Linked DNA regions of Homo sapiens: region 1 is linked to region 2. A link is an interaction called in ENCODE POLR2A ChIA-PET data of the cell type or tissue named here. Cell type or tissue: K562. All regions are shown on one strand. Links, peaks and the distances in the headings refer to the core of each region. The heading gives the core; the rest is flanking DNA. Region 1 has its middle 13 kb from the start of THOC2. Region 2 has its middle 57 kb from the start of XIAP.

The links. Peaks named below come from ENCODE experiments on the same cell type or tissue, not always from the same donor. Only the 100,000 strongest peaks of a DNase experiment are listed, where the experiment ranks them.
Region 1: POLR2A ChIA-PET joins it to region 2 with 5 read pairs; 3 of 35 experiments call an interaction of 5 or more read pairs at or near these places.

The regions. Positions count from the first base shown.
Region 1 is chrX:123,739,745-123,751,554 of GRCh38, reverse strand. No RefSeq gene overlaps it. Among named protein-coding and RNA genes, the nearest start is that of THOC2, 13 kb to the right of the region's middle. In K562, for the core only: a CTCF peak has its summit at 6,593; no DNase peak of the experiment used is centred there.
Region 2 is chrX:123,797,544-123,809,353 of GRCh38, reverse strand. No RefSeq gene overlaps it. Among named protein-coding and RNA genes, the nearest start is that of XIAP, 57 kb to the left of the region's middle. In K562, for the core only: no CTCF peak of the experiment used is centred there; a DNase peak (open chromatin) is centred at 5,673.

The DNA.
Region 1 (11,810 bases), core at 2,294-7,293, 57 kb after region 2:
GAGGCTGGGGAAAATGGGACTGGGAGTGAGAGTTGGGTCGCTGAACAACAGTGTCTGCCATACCTTGCTAGAACTTTAGACAGTTTTTTACTATATACTAATTGTATGGTACTCTCCCCAGTAGATTATATGTTCCATAAGAGCAAGAATCATGTCTGTTTTGTTAGTCATTGTATTTTCAGCACATAACACAGTACCAAACACATAATAGCGGCTCAATAAATTTGTAATGTGTAAAGGAATGTATGAACAAGTACATACACACACATATACACATACTTGCTACAGCATTTCTTTCTTTTCTTTTTTTTTTTTCTTTGTTTTTTTTTTTTGAGACGGAGTCTCACTCTGTCGCCCAGGCTGGAGTGCAGTGGTGCGATCTCGGCTCACTGCAAGCTCCGCCTCCTGGGTTCATGCTATTCTCCTGCCTCAGCCTCCGGAGTAGCTGGGACTACAGGCGCCCGCCGCCACGCCCGGCTAATTTTTCTGTATTTTTAGTAGAGACGGGGTTTCACTGTGTTAGCCAGGATGGTCTCGATCTCCTGACCTCGTGATCCACCCACCTCGGTTTCCCAAAGTGCTGGGATTACAGGCGTGAGCCACCACGCCCGGCCTTCTTTTCTTTTCTTTTTTTTTTTTTTGAGATGGAGTCTCGCTCTGTCGCCCAGGCTGGAGTGCAGTGGCGTGATCTTGGCTCACTGCAACTTCCTCCTCCTGGGTTCAAGCGATTCTCTTGCCTCAGCCTCTCCAGTAGTTAGGATTACAGGTGCATACGACCATGCCCGGCTAGTTTTTGTATTTTAAGTAGAGACAGGGTTTCATCATGTTGGCCAGTATGGTAACAAACTCCTGACCTCAAGTAATCTGCCCACCTTGGCCTCCCAAAGTGCTGGGATTACAGGCATGAGCCACTGCGCCCAGCCTGCTACAGCATTTTTGGGGTCATAGCTAAGACCTGGAAACAATTTAACTATTCCTCTATGGGAAACTGATTAAAGAAATAATTGAGGACAGGCACAGTGTCTCACACCTGTAAATCTCAGAACTTTGGGAGGCTGAGGCCGGAGGATTGCTTGAGACCAGGAGTTTGAAACTAGCTTGGCCATAGTGAGACCCTATTTCATTTACATATATATATATGTATATACACATACACATACACACACACACACACACACACACACACACACACACACACACACACATACACAGAGGCTGGGTGCGTGGCTTACGCCTGTAATCCCAGAACTTTGGGAGGCCGAGGCGGGTGGATCACCTGAGGTCAGGAGTTCAAGACCAGCCTGACCAACATGGTGAAACCCCCTCTCTACTAAAAATACAAAATTAGTTGGGCATAGTGGCATGTGCCTGTAATCCCAGCTACTCAGGAGGCTGAGTCAGGAGAATCACTTGAACCTGGGAGGCAGAGGTTGCAGTGAGCCAAGATCGTGCCATTGCACTCCAGCCTGGGCAATGAGAGTGAAACTCCGTCTCCAAAAAAAGAAGAATTGATTTTTTTTCCCGAATAAATCCCTAGTGCATTTATATTATGAAATACTATGCAATTCTTATAAACCATGAGGCAGATCTTAAATGTAGTGACATGAAAGGATGTTCATGATTTATCATTAACGGAAAATGCAAGTTGCAGAACAGCATGTATTGTATGACCCTATTTATGAGATAGAGAATAAACTGAAGCTTATTACCCCAGGGAGAAAAGAACACAAAGAACCAGAAAGAACAAAGAATCAAATTCTTGGCCTTGAGTTATTCCAGGAACACATACCAAGCATATTCCTGTCTCATGGGTTTTGCAGTGATTTTTCTTTCTGCCTGTAATACTCTTCTCTCACATATTAACATATTGACATGAATTATAATTAATAGCTTGCTCTCTGTTCATTAAGGTCTCTGTCCAATGTTTTCTTCTTAGAGATGCCTGATTTGACCACCCTGTCTAAAATAGCATTCCCTATCACTCTTCATCTCCTTGCTCCACTTTATTTTTATGACATTGTATTTCTATTAGTTTAATTGCTTATTGTGTCTCTTCTCCTTTAAAACATACACCTCAGGAGGCCAGGGTTCTTGGTGATTCGGATGTAGGTTGCTGGAGTATCTCACTTTAAGAACCACTTTTTTTTTTTTTTTTTTTTTGAGATGGAATTTCACGCTTGTTGCCCAGGCCGGAGTGCAGTGGCGTGATCTCGGCTCACTGCAACCTCTGTCTCCTGGGTTCAAGTGATTTTCCTGCCTCAGACTCCCAAGTAGCTGGGATTACAGGCGTCCGCCACCACGCCCAGCTAATTTTTTGTATTATTAGTAGAGACAGATTTCACCATGTTGGTCAGGCTGGTCTCGAACTCCTGACCTCAGGTGATCCACCCGCCTCAGCCTCCCAAAGTGCTGGGATCACAGGCATGAGCCACCGCACCCAGCCTTTTAAGAACCACTTCTAATGTTTAGGGCAGCAGTTCTCAAAATATTGTCTCTAGACCAACAGCAGGAGTGTCACCTGGTACCTGTTAGAAATGCACATTTCAAGCCCCACCCTAGACCTACTGAATTAGAAACCCTGTGAGTAGGGCCCAGCAGTCTGTTTTAATAAGCTTTCTAGGGGATTCTGATGCACACTAAAGTTTGAGAACCACTGACTGAATAAAAAAAATTAGCCAGGTGCTGTGACATGCACTGTAGTACCAGCTACTCAGGAGGTTGAGGAAGGAGGATTGCTTGAGCCCAGGAGGTTGAGGCTGCAGTGAGCCGTGATCACACCACTGCACTCCAGCCTGAGCAACAGAGAGATACCCTGTTTCAAAAAAAAAGAACGTTGAAATCCTGTGTTTAACTTAAGTTTAATTTTTTTGTGTGTCTAGACCTCTGATTACTGATCCTCTTTTCCTTCACGAGTTTCACTTTCCAGTAAACTCGCTGCACTCCTAATTTCTGCTTCTTCCTCCTAAAGAATGCTATCTGCTTGATGACCTCTTTGCTAGGGGAAATGGGACATTTTTAATGTGTGGCATGAATTGAATGGTGATTACTTAAATTATCACCCATGGTGGCTTCAAATGGGATGCAATTGTAGGACAAATCTTTGCAAAATGAAATGGCTAGAGCACTTAGTCCCTATGGTGACAATGGTGATTGCTAACTTGGCTAAGGCTGTTTCTGATGACCATAAAGAATTTACATCGAAAAGAGGACAAACTGAAAGCCTTGAATGCACACCTCATACCACAATGGAAAATCAAAGAGCCACAATGCCAGCATTAAAGTAGTCTTAATTCTCCTGGAGCTGCAGGACAGATAAGCCTGAAGATCATGCTCAGGGACTGATTATAATTTTTTTTTAACTTTTTTGAGACGGACTTTCGCTTTTGGTGCCCAAGCTGGAGGGCAATGGCATGACAAGCGATTCTCTTTCCTCAGCCTCCCGAGTAGCTGAGATTACAGGTGTGTTCCACCATGCCTGGCTAATTTTTCGTATTTTTTTTTTTTTTTAGTAGAAACAGGGTTTCACTATGTTAGCCAGGCTGGTCTTGAACTCCTGACCTCTGGTGATCCGCCCGCCTCGGCCTCCCAAAGTGCTGGGATTACAGGCGTGAGCCACCACACCCGGCCAGGACTGATTATAAATGTTGCAGATGTGTGGCATCAATTAAAGGTAAAGACTTGCCAGGACTCTTAGGCTAAGTTAAAGGCACTCCTGGGGAAGGAATAGGACCCTAACACATTGGATGGAATTATTTGGGCATAAACAGATGAGGCTGAGAAAAATTTAACCCCCAACTCCCCTTCCTTGCCAGTAGAAGCAGCCCTATATTCCTTGTCTAAGGGTACCAGGCTTCCCCTGTGTAAAAACCTTTTATGGCCAGGCATGGTGGCTCACGCCTGTAATCCCAGCACTTTGGGAGGCTGAGGTGGGTGGATCTCCTGAGGTCAGGAGTTCGAGACCAGCTTGGCCAACATGGTGAAACCCTGTCTCTAGTAAAAATACAAAAATTAGCCAGGCAAGGTGGTGGATGCCTGTAATCCCAGCTACTTGGGAGGCTGAAGTAGGAGAGTTGCTTAAACCCAGGAGGTGGAGGTTGCAGTGAGCGAAGATCATGCCACTGCATTCCAGCCTGGGTGACAGAAAAAAAAATAAACAAAAACAAAAAGATCTTAGTGTAGCCCAGATGCTCAAATGCCCAAGGGGAAGGGAATGTTAAAGTGGGATTATTATATGCCACCTGCTCAGTGCCTACTTCCAACTATATTCTCAGAAGAACTGGGTGGTGGGGTGACCCACTGTCTTGATTCACCTAGGACTTACAGGTTTCCTAGGTTATGACGTTTTCAGTTTAAAAGCAGTACAGTCCCAGGAAAATTGGGACAACTTGGTCACCCTACTGGGAGGGCACTCTCTTCAATAAGGCATCAAGAAATACATTGGTGAGATGAGCATTAGTATTATTGAAAAGCTCCATAGAATATCCTTTGTAGGCCGGGGATAATGGTGGGAGATGCTTCAGTGGGAACAATAGGGTCCAAAAGGGTACAGTGCCTGTGATGGTACTTAACTTTGAGAACTAAGGTGGGTGCAAGTAACATAATAAAGTGCAGGGATAGGATGGCAATAGAGTGTTTTTGCCTCCATCTGTTGCAGTGGTTGATTATTTATGGAATTCCCTTGGAATAAAATAGGTGTGACTTTCAGAAGCAGAAAAATTCTAGGTCTGATACGCAGAAACTTTGCAGACTCCTCAACTCCTACTCTGTTCCCAGATCTACTAAGCCAGTTCACAGATCTGGAGCCCATTGATTAAGAGGGAGGCTGGATCTCTCTGAGAAAGGACTCAGCTGTGATGCTATCACAGATATATATTGCAAATCTTCTAAATCTCCCTCAGACTGGGACCTGTGCCCATTTACCAGAGGACCATGACCAAGAAAAAGAAAATACCCAGAACTATTTGAAAATTATTAGATCCTGTTTCTGAATTGATGCTAATTCTTTTTTTTTTTTTTTTTTTTTTTTTGAGACGGAGTCTCGCTCTGTCACCCAGGCTGGAGTGCAGTGGTGCGATCTCGGCTCACTGCAAGCTCCGCCTCCCGGGTTCACGCCATTCTCCTGCCTCAGCCTCCTGAGTAGCTGGGACTACAGGCGTCCGCCACCATGCCCGGCTAATTTTTTGTATTTTTAGTAGAGACGGGGTTTCACTGAGTTAGCCAGGATGGTCTCGATCTCCTGACCTCGTGATCTGCCCTCCTCGGCCTCCCAAAGTGCTGGGATTACAGGCGTGAGCCACCACGCCTGGCCAATGCTAATTCTTATAGACATAGTTTGCCACTGTCGTCCATCACCAGAGAGGGGATTTATTGAGTCAGGTGCTAAATAAAGTCTTGGTCTGAGTCCATTCAGTGGGAACTTGCACCCGTCTTTGCAGAATCACCACACATTGTTTTTCTGACCCACATATCCACAGAGGGAAAGCTCTTATTATAGGGAAGTAGCAAATAGCAACCCTTTTAACTGTACATCCTCCTCTCACCCCTACCACTAAAGCAATACCAAATCCCTGAGACAATGGGAGAGATTGGAACCAAAACCAAGGACTTGAAAAATGGAAATGTGAAGATTCCAACTGCTTACCCATTTAACTGGCCCATTTGGCCTATGGAAAATGCCATATAGGTTTTGGAAAATGATTGTGAGCTACTGTTAGTCAGATAATGATGCCAGTCATGGCTGTGGTTCCCATTTACTGGAGCAAATGAACGTCGCCTCTGGCACCTAATTCCCTAGCAAATGTTATCAGCAAAGATAATCAGGAACAGTTTATCCTCATTCTCTTACCTCAGGGCTATCTTAAACTATGTTGTTTTCTGTCATAATCTATTCCAAAAGGAACTGCTGTCTTTTCATCCCACAGACATAATGCTGGTCCATTACATTGATGACATAATGATAATGATCACTATGAGCAGCAACAATCAAGCACCCTAATTGACTTGTGGTCACAGGCTAGGAGACAAATCCTGCGAAAGTTCTGATGTCTGCTAAATGGATGACATTTCTAGGGGTCCAGTGGTCTGGAGCATGTCAGGATACCTCCTCTAAAATAAAAGACAAATTGTTTTTCCCTGCATCGCCCACCACAAAGAAAGAAACCAATCCTCTGCGGGCTTCTTTAGATTTAGGTGGCAATGTATACCATATTTGGGCATGCTGCTCTGGCCTATTTACTGAGTAACCTGTAAGGCTGCCAGTTTTGAGTGAGATTTGAAGTAAGAAAAGGCTCTGCAGCAAATCTGGGCTGCCCTGTTGGTTGGGCCTTATGACTCAGCAGACTGAATGGTTTTGGAAGAGTGTGGCAGAGACGTTCTATGAAGCCCATTACAATTCTCACAGCATGGAATCTTAGGGGATTGAAGCAAGGCTATATTTCCCCTTTTTATTTTTTGAGACAGGGTCTGGCTCTGTTGCCCAGGCTGGAGTGCAGTGGTGCAATCTTGGCTCACTGCAACTTCCACCTCCTGGGCTCAAGTGATTCTCCCGCCTCAGCCTCCAGGGTGGCTGGGACTACAGGTGCACACTACTGACCCCTGGCTACTTTTTGTATTTTTTGTAGAGATGCGGTTTAACCATGCTGTACAGGCTGGTCTCGAACTCCTGAGCTCAAGCAATCTGCCTGCCTCAGCCACCTAAACTGCTGGGATTGCAGGTATGAGCCACCGCACCTGGCCAAGACTATACTTTCCTTGCTTGACAATTATTCTCCATTTGAAAGGCAGCACCTGGTTTGCTACTAGGCCCCTTTTCCTTTTCTTTTTTCTTTCTTTTCTTTTCTTTCTTTCTTTTCTTTTCTTTTTTTTTTTTTAAACAGGGTCTTGTTCTGTTGCCCAGGCTGGATAGCAGTGGTAAAATTATAGCTCACTGCATCCTTGAACTCCTGGGCTCAAGGGATCCTTCCACCTCAGCCTGCCGAGTAGCTAGAACTACAGGTGTGCACCACCATGCCCAGATAATTTTTATTTTTTTTTTGTAGAGACAGGGTCTCACTATGTTGCCCAGGATGGTCTCAAACTCCTGTCCTCAAGTGATCCTCCTGCCTTGGCATCTCAAAGTGTTGGGATTACAGGCGTGAGCCACCATTCCTGGCCATGACTGTATTTCTGACTATGGAACACGAAGAAATTATGTGACTTGAACTGTCCATCATTAACTGAGTGTTATCCAACCCATTCAATCATCAAATGGCCATATGCAGGCAGCATTCCATTGTTAAATAGAAATTGCATATAATATTGGATCCTAGAAAAGTGGGAAGGTAAAAGTAAACTGAACGAGGAAGTGGCTCAGACTCTCATGGTACTTGCCACTACTTCTCCATAAGTCCATATATATGGCCTCAAAGAGAGCTCTCTATGACCATTTAACAAAGCAAGAAACTGTAGGTCTGTGGGTCTATGGATGTGTTTGCATAGTTGGCTTGCAGCTGCTGGAAGTGGGCAGCAGTTGTCTTATAGCCCCACTCAGGAATGGCCCCTAAAGATGGAGGTATAGGAAAATCTTCCCAAATATTACATCTGTTTGTTTACATTGAAGGAAAGAGAAATGTCCTCATATACTGATCTATGCAGATTCATGGGCAGAGGCTAATAAGTTGGCTGGCTAGTGAAGAGTGTGAAAAAAACAAGGTAAGAATTTGGTGATGAGGAGGCTTAGGAGAGAGATACATGGATGGGCCTCTTAGAGTAGGCCAGAGTGTGAAGGTATTTGTATTCCTCGTAATTGTCCCCAGAGTGCATTCTTTGTAGAGGAGACTCTCAGCAATCAAGTGGATGAGATGATCTATTTTGTTGATGTTAGCCAACCTTTTCCTTCAGCTACCTTAATGTTTGCTCAGTAGGCCCTTGAACAAAATGGTCATGGCAGCTGGAATGGGGTCTATATGTGGACTCGACAGCAGGTTCTTCTCACTGGAGCTGATCTCTCTAGCATCACTGTTTAATGGGCAATCTGCTTATCAGCAGAGACCAAAGGCTAAAGCATCAGTGTGGTTCCATTCCACAGGGAACCAGATAGTCATCTGGTGGGAGGTTAGTTACACTAGACTCCTTTCATCATGGGAGAAGGCACAAAATGTCCTTACAGGAATAGATACATAGTCTGAATACAAATTTGCTTTTCATACTTGTAGTGTTTTTGCCAGCACCACCATGTGGACTCATAGAATGCCTTATTCATCAACATGGCATCCCACCGAACAGTGCCACCAACAAAGGAACTCATTTTAGGATGAAGGAAATGTGATAAGCTCATCTCCATGGAATTAATTGATCTTATCCTGTGTCCCATCATGCAAAAACATCTGTCTTGATATGTCAACTGAAGAACCACATCAACTGAAAAATGATGAGGTTTATACATTTGGAAAGGAGAGTTTTTATGGAGTCTCACTCTGTTGCCCATGATGGAGTACAGTGGCACGATCTCAGCTCACTGCAACCTCCGCCTCCTGGGTTCAAGCGATTCTCCTGCCTCAGCCTCCTGAGTAGATTACAGGCATGTGTCACCACACCCAGCTAATTTTTGTATTTTTAGTAGAGACAGGGTTTCACCATGTTGGCCAGGCTGGTCTCAAACTCCTGACCTCAGGTAATCCACCCACCTCGGCCTCCCAAAGTGCTGGGATTACAGGTGTGAGCCACCGTGCCCGGCCGCTGAGAGTTTTATTTCTCATAAGGGGTTGCAACCTGCAGGCTGGCAATCTTGCATGCTGGGAAGCAAAGTCTCTGGCTGGACACATCAAGGGAGGAGTAAAGGGAACAAGAATTGAAGCTAAGAGGGTTGGCTAAGTATACATATTCAACAGGTTATAAGAGGAGCTATGACTATTCATGAAGGAGAGGCACAGGCATGTGTAGTAAGCTAACATGTAGGCAACAGGTGTCCCATGTTCACTTTGGGATAGAGACTTAACATTTAGATGTATTACAATTAGGCTCTATACATCAAAAGGTGAAGCAGAGGACATGAAATTCCTCTGTGCGCAGCCTCTGTAGAATAGTCAGAACTACCCCATGATCAGTGGCCTCTGATCAGGAAGAAATGCTAGTCAGTTGTTGTATCAAACCACAAAAGGGAGGGGCACCATCAGGTGTCAGGTGGTTGGTTGATATCAGTGGTGGAGCAAATCTTTCAAAAGCACTGGTTTCTGTTTAACTCTTAGGGAAGAAAGCTTATTGGCAGTTAGCAAGAGAGGGGGTAAAATGAGGCATGTCCTATCTCCCATCCCATCATGGCTGGGAACTAAGTTTTGAAAGTTTCTCTGGGGCCCACTTAGCCAAGAGAGGGGCCGTTTAGTGGGTTGCAGTGGTGGGTGGGGGCATAGAATTTAATTTAATTTAATTTAATTTTTTGAGACGGAGTCTCACACTGTCACCCAGGCTATAGCGCAGTGGTGCAATCTCAGGTCACTGCAACCTCTGCCTCCCGGGTTCAAGTGATTCTCCTGCCTCAGCCTCCCGAGTAGCTGAGATTACAGGTGCCTGCCACCACGCCTGGCTAATTTTGTTGTATTTTTAGTAGAGACGGTGTTTCTCCATGTTGGTCAGGCTGGTCTCGAACTCCTGATCTCGTGATTTGCCAGCCTTGGCCTCCCAAAGTGTTGGGATTACATGCGTGATGCACCACGCCCAGCCTGGATTTTATTTTATTATGTTTTTAATTTTTAATTTTTTTTTTTTTTTTTGAGACAGAGTCTCGCTCTGTGGCCCAGGCTGGAGTGCAATGGCATGATCTCGGCTCACTGCAACCTCTGCCTCCTGGGTTCAAGTGATTCTCCTGCCTCAGCCTCCCAAGTAGCTGAGATTACAGGCGCCCGCCACCATGCCCAGCTGATTTTTGTATTTTTGTAGAGATGGGGTTTCATCATGTTGATCAGGCTGGAATCTAACTCCTAACCTCAAGTGATCCACCTGCCTTGGCCTCCCAAAATGCTGGTATTACAGGTGTGAGCCACCGCACTCAGCCAGGATTTTATTTTTATTTCTCAGAATGGTGAAATTTCCTGATGAAAGCTCAGTAATGACACCAGCAGGGTGGCAGCACCCAGCAAGTTTGGGATTCTGTCCTACTGAACCTACTATGTGCTTTACATCATAGGCCAATATATCATATTCTCTCCATTGTTGCCATAGTGTATGGGTCCAAGATTCAAGGGGTAGAGGTAGGAGTGACCCCCTCACTGAAAAAATATTTGCTTTCCATTTCTACATGTTGGACTCAGTGGGTTAGGAAGTTCTAGTGCAGGAGAAATGCTTCCACCAGGGAATATGACAGGATTCTGACATTTGAGAAGCTGACACCCTGCTCTCTGGCCATTTTATGCTCCTCAATCTTCGAACAGCAGCATGATGAACAGGGGGCAAATAAGGAGTCACTGTACTGAGCAGGGTGGTCTATTCTGACTACTACACAATGAAGGCAAGAAGGACTGTGTCTAGAACCCACCGACTTTCAGTGGGCTTCCTCTTATCACTCTCTTGCTCAATAGTATTGGTCAATGAAAACTGGTAATTCAATCAAGGCAAGATTATAAGGACCCAGATTCAGTGGCGATAAAGGTTTCAGGAACTTTATCAGGTAATGTATCCCGGCCTGCTGAGATGCTGGAAGAGGATAAGGGAAACATGGAGTGAATGATAGAAAAAAGAGGTATGATTATCAACTGAAGGCTTGCTTCCCGTTTTAGAAGCGGGGACTGTAGCAACTATGTTTATGTTAATAGCTCCTCCTTCTCTTCTACTTTGTGTAAAAACCACTGGTGTTGGCTAATATTTTAGATTTCATGTGGGCATATATATGAATGAATCAACATCATCCTGTAATGATACAGTAGCTGATAGGACTTTGAACATTCTGTTTTGAGGACATGAGTTTTTCATCCAGACAAAAAGCAAGAGTGGATGTAGAGGGGACAAAAGGAATGGGCAGTACTGGAAATTCTGTTTTCCCTTTCAAGATCCACTTTTAACCTTTCTCCAGCCTGCTCTGTCCCCTGACCCATATAAACTGCATTCACCAGCATTTTTTGCATTGTGACTTCTTCTAGCCTTTAGCCCATGGGAGGTATCAGCAGGAGATCAGATGGTGAAGGAGAGAAAGATTGGGGTATTTTTCAGACTCCCTCCCTGCTGGGATATGAATTGGCAGTGACTATATTTCTCCACAGAAACCCACAGTTCCCTTTGGGTGTTGCTTTCCTTATAGCTACTGCTACAGCTCTCACTAGTTTTTGGTAAGGACTCCCTCCCCTTGCCCCTAGAGGCTTAGGAGTGCTAATGTTTTCTCGTGTTGCTATCCCAGAGGTGCTTCACCACCTGTTGTAGGTTTCCCTTAATCCTGCCCACATCCTTGTGCATGGTTGTTTCATTAAACTCTCTTTAATTATTCCTTTTAAGTATGTCATCTGCTTCCTGTCATGAACCCAATGATATAATTCCTAGTACTGGTTTATATGTAGCTTCTCTCTTCCTTTTTATGATCAGTCTTGCCAGAAGATTGTCAATTTTATTAGACTTTTCAACCAGCCAAGTTTTGGTTTTATTGATCCTTTATAATGGATATTTTCTTTTTCATTAATTTTTTAAAGATACCTGCTTATTCTCAGCCAGGCACAGTGGCTCAAGCCTATAATCCCAGCACTTTGGCAGGCCAAGGCAGGTGGATCCACTTGAGGCCAGGAGTTAGAGACCAGCCGGCCAACATAGAGAAAAACCTGTCTCTACTAAAAATACAAGAAAATTATCCCAGC
Region 2 (11,810 bases), core at 3,245-8,244:
TATGAATTATTACATATTCTTGACTTCTATAAGCATATTAATGTTTTATATAATCAGAAAATGAAATTAATTCAATAAGGGCCGGGCGCGGTGGCTTACGCCTGTAATCCAAGCACTCTGGGAGGCCGAGGCGGGCGGATCACCTGAGGTTAGGAGTTCGAGACCAGCCTGACCAACATGGAGAAATCTCCTCTCTACTAAAAATACAAAATAAGCCGGATATGGTGGCATATGCCTGTAATCCCAGCTACTCGGGAGGCTGAGGCAGCAGAATCGCTTGAACCCGAAAGGCAGAGGTTGCGGTGAGCCGAGATAGGGCCACTGCATTCCAGCCTGGGCAACAAGAGCGAAACTCCATCTCAAAAAAAAAAAAAAAGAAAGAAAAGAAAAAAGAAATTAATTCAATAAGAATGGGAAGGGGAAAAAATTAAACTGAAAGAAAACTGAAATAGGCCTGGCACAGTGCCTCACGCCTGTAATCCCAGCACTTTGGGAGGCCTAGGCGGGTGAATCACTTGAGCTCAAGAGTTAGAGAACAGCCTGGGCAATATGGTGAAACCCCGTCTCTACTAAAAATACAAAAATTAGCCGGGCATGGTGGCTCACACCTGTAATCACAGGTACTAGGGAGACCAAGGCACGAGAATTGCTTGAACGCAGGAGGTAGAGGTTGCGGTGAGCCGAGATCGAATCACTGCACTCCAGCCTGGGCATCAGAGCGAGACTTTGTCTCAAAAAAAAAAAAAAAAGACAAAACAAAAAATTAATACCTCCATTAGGGTACTTATATTGTGACTATGGCTCCACTAGTCTGTGAGCAATCACAGACGTGAACTATGTCTTATTCATCATTGCCAGGGCCTTGGGGTGGGAGGGTGTCTTCACAGGACGGGACAAATAGAAGGTGCAGTAGGAATGTTTGCTGATTTATTGACCAGAAGCATCTGCAAATGAATGCCCTGAAAAGGGTGTACTGATGAGTATTATTTCCTGGGTGATGTGTTAGGTAAGGGCACAATTAAGTTAAGGAATCTCTGCTAGTGCTCCTATCAAAAGCATTTACAGGTTTCTTAATGTTATTGCCTTTTCCCTTCAGGGACTCACTTGATATTACAGGCATACCCCTGCAAAACATGTGTTATGAATTCCTCAGCTCTGAATGAGGCTTTAAGGCTTTCCTAAAGTCCAATTTTGTTCAGGCTATGTTGAAATTTACCATCTCATGTTATCTTTATAATGGAGCAGACACCCTGAAAAATTTGTGAACACTCCCACACCACCTTCACAAAACGATATAATTGTAAGCCATAAACAGGTCACATGATTCACTAAGGACGCTATCCAAACAAGTGCCTGCCTCATCACATCTGCCTCTAATTAAGAGAGTGACTCATCAGTAATCTATGATGGTTAATTGTTGTTATTACTGCTTTTGACTTTTTTTCTCTCACTCATTAAACTTAAAAAAAAAATGTCAAGGATCTACTATTTGAGAGTTACCGTCCTCATCACTGAGGATATAGCATACAACAAAACAGATATGTCCCTGTTCTAACAGAGTCATGGAATTTAGTAGGGGACATAGACATCAAATAAATAAACACATCAGAGATTACCTTTGTGAAATTCAACATTTTAAAAAAGATATTAGGTCGGGCATGGTGGCTCACGCCTGTAATCCCAGCACTTTGGGAGGCTGAGGTGGGCGGTCACTTGAGGTCAGGATTTTGCGACCAGCCTAGCCAAGATGGTGAAACCCCAGCTCTACTAAAAATGCAAAAATTGGCTGACTACTTGGGAGGCTGAGGCAGGAGAATCACTTGAACCCGGGAGGTGGAGGTTGCAGTGAGCTGAGATTGTGCCACTGTACTCTAGCCTGAGTGATAGAGCGATACTCCATCTCAAAAAAAAAATAAATAAATAAAAATAAAAAAATTAAAAAGATATTAAAGATTCCTGAGCTTAGAACTCAATGTTCTGGATATGATTTCTTTTCTTTTCTTTTTTTTTTTGAGACAGAGTTTCACTCTGTCACCCAGGCTGGAGTGCAGTGGTGTGATCTCGGCTCACTGCAACCTCTGCCTCCTGGGTTCAAGCAATTCTCCTGTCTCAGCCTCCTGAGTAGCTGGGATTACAGGCATGCGCCACCACGCCCGGCTAATTTTGTATTTTTAGTAGAGATGGGGTTTCTCCATGTTAGTCAGGCTGTTCTCCAACTCCTGACCTCAGGTGATCCACCCACCTTGGCCTCCCAAAGTGCTGGGATTACAGGTGTGAGCCACTGCACCCAGTAATTTTTTAATTTTTTTTTTTTTTGAGACAGTCTCCCTCTGTTGCCCAGGCTGGAGTGCAATAGCATGATCTCAGCTCACTGCAACTTCCACTTCCCGGGTTCAAGCTATTCTCCTGCCTCAGCCCCACAAGTAGCTGGGGTTACAGGCACATGCTGCCACGCCCGGCTACTTTTTTTGTATTTTAGTAGAGATGGGGTTTCACCATGTTGCTCAGGCTGGTCTCGAACTCCTGAGCTCAGACAATCCACCTGCTTTGGCCTCCCAAAGTGCTAGGATTATAGGCATGAGCCACCACACCACACCAAATTTTTGTATTTTTTAGTAGAGATGGGGTTTCACCATATTGATCAGTCTGGTCTTGAACTCCTGACCTCAGGTGATCTGCCCGTCTTGGCCTCCCAAATTGCTGGGATTACAGGCGTGAGCCACTGTGCCTGGCTTTGGTTTTTTTTTTTTTTGAGACGGAGTCTTGCTCTGTTGCCCAGGCTGGAGCGCACTGGCGAGATCTCATCTCACTGCAACCTCCGCCTCCTGGGTTTAAGCAATCCTCCTGCCTTAGCCTCCCGAGTAGTTGGGATTACAGGCATGCACCACCACACCTGGCTAATTTTTCTATTTTTAGTAGAGACAGGGTTTTACCATGTTGGCCAGGCTGGTCTCGAACTAGTGACCTCAAGTTATCAGCCCGTCTTGGCCTCACAAAGTGCTGGGATTATAGGCGTGAGCCTCCGCGCCCAGCCTGAATATGATTTCTTTAGGAAATTTGGGTGTAAACATTTTGTGGTTTCACAACATTATTAGTTAGAGTGTCTTTTTATATATCTCTTCCTTGAATTGAAAGTCAATGAGTTGTTATTAATAGAAGTAATGGAATTATTTTGTAAGGAATTTTCTCAGTAATACAAAAAGGAGTTCTGGATCAGTTAAAGTCCAGTAGGAACAGATAGCCTAACCAATTTTTTTGAAAGAAGCACTGAATAAAACAACTATTTACAACATTTGCTTTTTATTTTATTTTTTTATTTTTATTTATTTTTTTGACACAGTCTCACTCTGTCACCCAGGCTGGAATGAAGTGGCGTGAGATCTTGGCTCACGGCAAACTCCAGCTCCCAGGACCAACAATTCTCGTGCCTCAGCCTCCTGAGTAGCTGGGATTACAGACCTGTGCCACCAAGCCTGGATAATTTTTGTATTTTTAGTAGAGACAGAATTTCGCCATGTTGGCCAGGCTGGTCTCAAACTACTGGTCTCAAGTGATCCACCTGCCTCGGCCTCCAAAAGTGCTGGGATTACAGGTGTGAGCCACCGCTCCCGGCTTATTTACAACATTTATATAGGATGTAGAGAATCCATAAGTTATATTGCAGAACCCAGGTTTAACAAAGTAGGAAGCAAAGGAAGGGGGTGATTTCTTGCACTTGGGTTGGAGAAGAGCAAATATTGTATGGAAAGGGCTAATTCACAGGAGGAACTATGACCTTCATTCAGGTGAGAGAAAGGGCCAGCCAGCCTGCTGGAAACCCCTCAGTAAAAAAGTTAGGGAATAAGTACCCTAACTTCATTCTCTGCCCTTTCTGAAAATCCTTGCCAGTCCCTCCCCACTGACCAAATTCAGCTGGAGAAGCCGGGCGCGGTGACTCACGCCTGTAATCCCAGCACTTTGGGAGGCCAAGGTGGGCAGATCACCTGAGGTCAGGAGTTTGAGACCAGCCTGACCAACAAGGAGAAACCCCGTCTCTACTAAAAATACAAAATTATCCAGGCATGGTGGTGCATGCTTGTAATCCCAGCTACTCGGGAGGCTGAGGCAGAAGAATCGCTTGAACTCTGGAGGCGAAGGTTGCGGTGAGCTGAGATTGTGCCATTACCCTCCAGCCTGGGCAACAAGAGTGAGACTCTGTCTCAAACAAAACAGAACAAACAAACAGACAGACAGACAAACAAACCAACCCAGCTGGAAGCCAGAGGCAATGGAGCTCACTGATGTGATGTACATAGGTCAGTCTCCCAGAGTACAGAACAGAGAAGAGAGCAGATCTAGGCCAGGCGCGGTGGCTCACACCTGTAATCCCAGCACTTTGGGAAGCCAACGCGGGTGGATCACCTGAGCTCAGCAGTTCGAGACCAGCCTGACCAACATGGTGAAACCCCGTCTCTACTGAAAATATAAAAATTAGCCGGGCGTGGTGGCACGCACCTGTAATCCCACCTGATCAGGAAGCTGAGGCAGGAGAATCACTTGAACCCAGGAGGCGGAGGTTGTAGTGAGCTGAGATCGAGGCACCGCACTCCAGCTTGGGTGACAGAGTGAGAATCTGTCTCAAAAAAAAAAAAGAGAGTGGATCTAGAGGAGCAAATCAATAAAGGACACGCAGCATAGGTCCCTATTACTCTTTCCTCTTGTTTTTTTTTTTGTTTTTGTTTTTGTTTTTGGAGTCTCGCTGTCTTGCCTGGGCTGGAGTGCAGTGGAGCAATCTTGGTTCACTGCAACCTCCACCTCTTGGGTTCAAGCGATTCTTCTACCTCAGCCTCCTGAGTAGCTGGGACCACAGGCACATGCCACCACGCCCGTATAATTTTTGTATTTTTAGTAGAGACGAGTTTTCCCCATGTTGGCCAGGCTGCTCTCCAGCTCCTGACCTCAGGTGATCCACCAACCTTAGCCTCCCAAAGTGCTGGGATTACAGGCCTGAGCCACCATGCCCTTTCCTCTTTTTTCAGTTCAGCCCAGGTCTTGAGCTGTTTGCCTCAACTTATCTTGCCTTTCATTTTCTGACCAGTTTCTGACCTTACCATCTTGTAACCCCTAAACTATTTTTTTTTTTTGAGACGGAGTCTTGCTCTGTTGCCCAGGCTGGAATGCAGTGGCCCAATCTTGGCTCACTGCAACCCCCGCCTCCTAGGTTCAAGCAAGTCTCCTGCCTCAGCCTCCTGAGTAGCTGGCACCACAGGTGTGAGCCACCACTTCTGCCTAATTTTTGTATTTTTAATAGAGATGGGGTTTCACCATGTTAGCCAGGCTGGTCTCGAACTCCTGACCTCAAGTGATCTGCCGGCCTGGGCCTCCCATAGTGCTGGGATTATAGGCATGAGCCACCACATCAGGCCTAAACTTATTCCTTTTGGAAAACTGAAGATGATTCTTGGAAGACAATGCTTGTCACTGCTTCTTACTTGTGACTTCTGGTTTCCTTCCTTCCTCATCCCTTTGATCAAGATGTTTTCATCTGCTGTGGGTTGCCTTACCCAGTACAGCATGCACTCTGGAACACCACTTAAACAAAGGCCCTCATAGGAAGTGCCCCTGCTATATTTGCTTTGGCCCTGTGAGTAGCAGCTGGATGTCACAGACTGAGATAGGAAGCACTTAATTGTGGCCGACTAATGACTCAGACGTGACACTAGTTCTGTTTACTTCCATCCCCCTTTCTTGCCTGGCAACCACTCTTATGAATAGATTAAGATCACCATGAACAAAGACACTGAACTCCAAACAACCAGGTTCAAAGGATATCTCATCAGAGGAGGGATGAAAATGATTGGAGAGACTATATGAACTTGAAAAGCTAGTATTTCTTGCCTATGCTGGATGATGAAATTTTAAAAAGAAAAAAAAGGCAGGCTAGTTAAGAGTTCTGGCACGCACAGGAAAGATAAGCTCCAATTTCAGAATAGTGGTTACCGCTGGAGAGAGAAGGAAAAGAGATACAGAAGTGAACAGGGATTTTCAACTGGGGCTATATTTTAGTATTATTATTTTTTATTTTTTTAATTTTAATTTTAATTTTTTTTTGAGATGGAGTTTCGCTCTTGTTGCCAAGGATGGAGTGCAATGGCATGATCTGGGCTCACTGCAACCTCTGCCTCCCAGGTTCAAACGATTCTCCTGCCTCAGTCTCCCGAGTAGCTGAGATTACAGGTGCCTGCCACGGCACCCAGCTAATTTTTTTTTTTTTTTTTTTTTTTTTTTGAGACGCAGTCTTGCTCTGTCGCCCAGGCTGGAGTGCAGTGGCTTGATCTCGGCTCACTGCAACCTCTGCCTCCTGGGTTCACGCCATTCTCCTGCCTCAGCCTCCGGAGTAGCTGGGACTACAGGCGCCTGCCACCATGCCCGGCTAATTTTTTGTATTTTTAGTAGAGACAGGATTTGACCGTGTTAGCCAGGATAGTCTCAATCTCCTGACCTCGTGATCCGCCCGCCTCGGCCTCCCAAAGTGCTGCGATTACAGGCGTGAGCCACCGCCCTGGCCAATTTTTTTTTTTTTTTTGAGACGAAGTCTTACTCTGTCTCCCAGGATGGAGTGCAGTGGTGCAACCTCGGCTCACTGCAACCTCTGCCTCCCAGGTTCAAGTGATTCTCCTGTCTCAGCCTCCCTAGTAGCTGAGATTACAGGTGTGTGCCACCACGCCTAGATAATTTTTGTATTATTATTAATTTTTTTAGTAGAGATGAGGTTTTACCATGTTGGCCTGGCTGGTCTTGAACTCCTGACCTCGTGATCCACCCCACCCTTGGCCTCCCAAAGTGTTGGGATGAGCCACCGAGACCGGCCTATATTTTATTTTTTAATAAACGAAATTCTGAAGCAGATAGAAGAAAATGCTAGAATTTAATAATAGTGAATGAATAAGTATTACTTATGAAATTCTTTGTTCTTTCTTATTAGAGACAGGGTCTTGCTCTGTCACCCAGGCTGGAGTGCATGGCACAATCATAGCTCACTGCAGCCAAGTGATGTTCCTAAGTAGCTAAGTCTTTGTCCTTTTCTATGTGTGGAGAGTATGGCTGAGGAAAGTAGAACAGGGAGGCCTTCCTCACAGATGTGACAAGGGAACTTAGACAGGATGTAAAGAATAGTGCAATTATTTGTCTGCAAGGGTCCAGATGTTGCACTGGAGCATGTTGCTTTAGTCCAGCTGAGGCCTCAATGAACTCCGGAATCGTGATAACACTGGCAGGGTGGAGGCTGTATAAAGGCTGCATGTCTAGCCTTGCTCTACAAAGGAGACAGTTCTCTGTAGTAGATAGGAGCCAGTCTATAAAGCCAGCCTGCTTGGGGCCAGATCTTGGTTCTGGCACTTACTAGCTGTGTCACTTCACTTCTCTGTATCTCAGTTTCCTCATCTGTGAATGTGATGAGAATGTCACCCTACATCAACAGGTTGTTGTGAGGATTATGGCCACAAACTAAATTTTATGCTATTTTTTGCCATCTATTATCCTTCCAGATGAGCTGAACAAATGGGAACAGTTCTCTAGCATAAGGATTGGCAAACTTTAAATTTTCCTTTTCCTTCTTTCTTTCCTTCCTTTCTTCCTTCCTTCCTTCCCTCCCTCCCTCCTTCCCTCCTTCCCTCCTTCCTTCCCTCCTTCCTCCCTCCCTCCTTCCCTCCTTCCATCCCTCCCTCTCTCCTTCCTTTCCCCCTCCCTCCTTCCCTCCCTCCCTCCCTCCTTCCCTCCCTCCCTCCTTCCCTCCTTCCTTCCCTCCTTCCTCCCTCCCTCCTTCCCTCCTTCCATCCCTCCCTCTCTCCTTCCTTCCTTCCTTCCTTCCTTCCCCTCTCTCTCTCTTTCTTTCCTTTTTTTTGAGACTGAGTCTCACCTTGTCATCCAGGCTGCAGTGCAGTGACAAAATCACTGCAGCCTTGACCTCCCGGGCTCAAGCAATTCTTCTACCTCAGCATCCTGAATAGCTGGGACTACAGGTGCTCAACAGCACGCCTGCCTAATTTTTTTTTTTTTTTTTTTTTTGAGACGGAGTCTCCCTCTGTCGCCCAGGCTGGAGTGCAATGGCATGATCTCAGCTCACTGCAACCTCCGCCTCCTGGGTTCAAGCGAGTCTCCTATCTCAGCCTCCCGAGTAGCTGGGATTACAGGCATGCACCACCACGCCCGGCTGATTTTTGTATTTTTAGTAGAGATGAGGTTTCACTATGTTGGCCAGGCTGGTCTCGAACTCCTGACCTCAGGTGATCTGCCTGCCTCGGTCTCCCAAAGAGCGAGATTCGGTCTCAAAAAAAAAATGGTGGACAGCCTAGATTATTTGGGGTGAGTGGTACACATGCCTAGGCTCTGTTTGGACTCTTACTAAAAACTATACTGTCCCTTTCTTCAATAAAGAAGACATTTTGTTTCCTTAATACAAGCTGGGGACCATATCTCCACCATTGCGACCCTCCCTAAGCAGATTCTGCTCGTATCCCTCCACTTGCATTACCCCAAGACTCAGGACTTGCTTTCAAAACAGGATCTCCTCAGTCATACCATTAATACTTCAGAAAACTCTCCATCCTGTTGAAGAACTATAGGGAGTCTCAGCCAAGCGTGATGGCTCACACCTTTAATCCCAGCACTTTGGGAGGCCAAGGTGGGTGGATCACTTGAGCTCAGGAGTTCGAGAGTAGCCTGGCCAACATGGTAAAACCCCGTCTCTACTAAAAATACAAAAATTAGCCGGGCATGGTGGTGCATGCCTGTAATCCCAGCTACTCAGGTGGCTGAGGCGGAAGGATCACTTAAACCTGGGAGGCAGAGGTTGCAGTGAATGGAGATCGCGCCAGTGCACTCCAGCCTGGGCGACAGAGCGAGACTCTGTCTAACAACAAAAAAAGAAATATAGGGAGTCTCTAACAAGGACACTTAAAACCTGCCCAGAACTCACGATGCACAGCCCACACAAGTTCTAAATCATAGCATGAGTCAGCCATTAGTTAGGTCAGTGACAGACATGGACTATGAAACAGACGTTGTCTAGAAAAGGGTAAAAACTACCACTAACATGCCAGGGGACCGCCACGGAATATACCTTTATCTCAGGAGACACCACCAGCCAAGATGACACCATGGCACATCAGTGCCAAGGACATGACCCACGTATATACCCACAGAGAACACTTTCCAAACCAGCTCATGGCTAGACCAGGGTTTATGGCCAACCTTCAGCTAGACATACTGAGACAGCTGCCCCTCAGATACCTGCTTATGCCTCCACTAAGGGGGCAGGCTTTGCTGAGACAGGATGTGGACATCTCCCTGCTCAACAAACCATGACACTGGCTTGACACAGGCCTGAGCACACACTCATCCCTAAACCAGTCCAGAGTGCATAACCATTACAAGATTAGGGATTCCCCAAGACAGACTTTGGCCATACACAGAGCCCAGTTTAGATGAAGACAGACTGGTCTTAGCTCAGTCTTGGGTCATTATGAGTATACCTGCCAAGGACAATGTGCCCATAGCAGAGCTGAGACCAAACCTCTTTAGGGCAAGCCCTCCAGAACAGGGCCCAACGTTCTGGGCACGGGTAATGTCAGCACTTCGGGAGGTTGAGGCAGGAGGATTGCTTGAGCTCAAAAGTTTGAGACCAACCTCAAAGGCAACATAACGAGACATCATCTCTACTAAAATTAAAATATATATATATAGCCAGGCATGGTGGTATGCACCTGTAGTCTCAGCTACTTGTGGGAGTTGGTGGCTGAAGGAGGAGAATGGCTTGAGCCTGGGAGATCGAGGCTATAATGAGCTATGATGGCGCCACTGCAGTCCAGCCTGGGTGACAGAGAGAGACCCTGTCTCAATAATTAATTAAAAAGAAAAAAATTAAAAAAAGAAAAAGAGGGCCCAACCTATGCCACCTCCAGGCAGCCCCCCATTAGAACTGGAGGCAGGCCTATAGTCCCACTGAGCTACAGCTCAGACCCAGGCCCCCTTCACTTCCTCCGCTCTAAACAGCAGAAGGGAAGAGGCCCTGCTTGAGACTGACATGCCCTCCAATGCCACAGAGGGTGACCAGCTGTCCCAGTTTGCCTGGGACTGGCCTGATTTTAAACTGGAAAGTCTGGCTTCTCAGGAAATCCCCTCGTACCAGCAAAGCCAAGACAGTCGGTCACCCTGAAGCCACTCCTCCTCCCTGTGATGAAATGTGTGTCACCGGCTACTGCAGAGAGTGCTCCCCCTCGGTGTGCAAGGAGGGGCCTGGATCCCCTGCGTGTTCAGAAGCCATCGCTTGACCTGGAATTGTTGGGCCATCACTGCCCATTCTGCTGCGCCAAGTGCTTCTCCCTACAAGCCGCTGATGCAGCCTCCCTCTCTTCTGCCTGCTAAATTATCCTCTCTAACAGAGGAACTCAAGGGCCCTTCATCCCTCTCATGATGGCTAAGTCTGCAGCGACGCCTCTCTGCTGATTCAACACACATTTACTGAGCCTTTATGGGGTTTATTAGAGGCGGCCCTTGCTGCCACATTTTCAGAGCAAGCCTGGTTTGACAGCCCCTCCTGCCTTCTGCAAGGGCTTTTTCCACAGCAACGTGCAGGCCTTTGTCTCCTCTCCTGCCTGTTCATGGGAGCTCAGGAATCCCACGTGCAGGTCACAGCTGCTCCCTGAGCTTCCAGACACACAGGCTTCCAGCTCGAGAGGCACCCAGTTTTACGGAGCCTTGGCTCACAGCCTGGCACCATGCTCGGTGCTGGAGACGTGGAGGAGAGTGGCAGTGGTTTCCTGCCCATGAGGACCTTAGCTCTCAAAAGAGAGAGATAGCCACCTGGGAACATCCGGTCACACTGTGACAGAGAGGCAAGTCCAGATGCTGTGGGTGGGACCATCCAAGGCTTCTTGAGGAGAGGACACCTGAGCAGAGATTCACAGGTCACCTGGGAGTTGTGTGAAGTAGTGGGGGAGGTCTTCAAGGGCCCAGCGAACAGCGTCCATGGGAGCAGGGGACAGCGGGAGGGGAACTTGGAGAGTGGGAGAGGCAGGCGCAGAGTCCAGGGATCTGAGGGAAGAGAGTGTTTCATGGAGGAAGGTGGGGCCCACATGTCCCATCCCCATCAGGTCCAGTAGGTGAGGGCTGGAAATGCAGCCTTTGGTGCTGAGCAGTGGTCTTTACAGCGGCCTTGCTCCAATGAGGATTTCTTGTATGATGAATGATGGCATAGTGAGTTTGCCTAGAGGCTATCACATTCTGTGCTGATCCTTGGTGTATGAGTGTCTCCTCTGTGGAACAGGGGCTGCATTTGGGTGTGCTGGGGAGTGGATTGTGCATGGGCCTCATTCTTAGTGAGGGCCATCATTGTAGCTGCTATGTTACAGCAAGTGTGTGTTTGTGTGTGGGGGGTGGGGGCAGGGGGCTCAGGCCTGGCATTTCCATCATATGCTTGGTATGTATAGAGGCATAGACCCAGCCTGAGTGGGAGACTATCTCCTGGTGGTACCCGTATTGGCTCTGATGTATACCATGGTTCACTCTTATTTGAAGAGCCATGGGGTGGGTACAGGGTTAAGCCAGGTCATGTGGTGTCTGTTTGTGGTCTGAGTCATTCTGTGGGCATGAGCTTAGGTCTGTGTTGGGGTCTGTCCCCTGGCTCACTGTGTGATGTGTATGTGTGAGTGTGAAACTATTATAGGCAGAAGGTGAATAGGAGTTTGCTGTTATAGATACAGCTGCTTGTAGATATAAAGCCTCACCAGAGTGGTCCCTCGTCCGTGTGCTGAAGCCTGCTGCACTCCAAG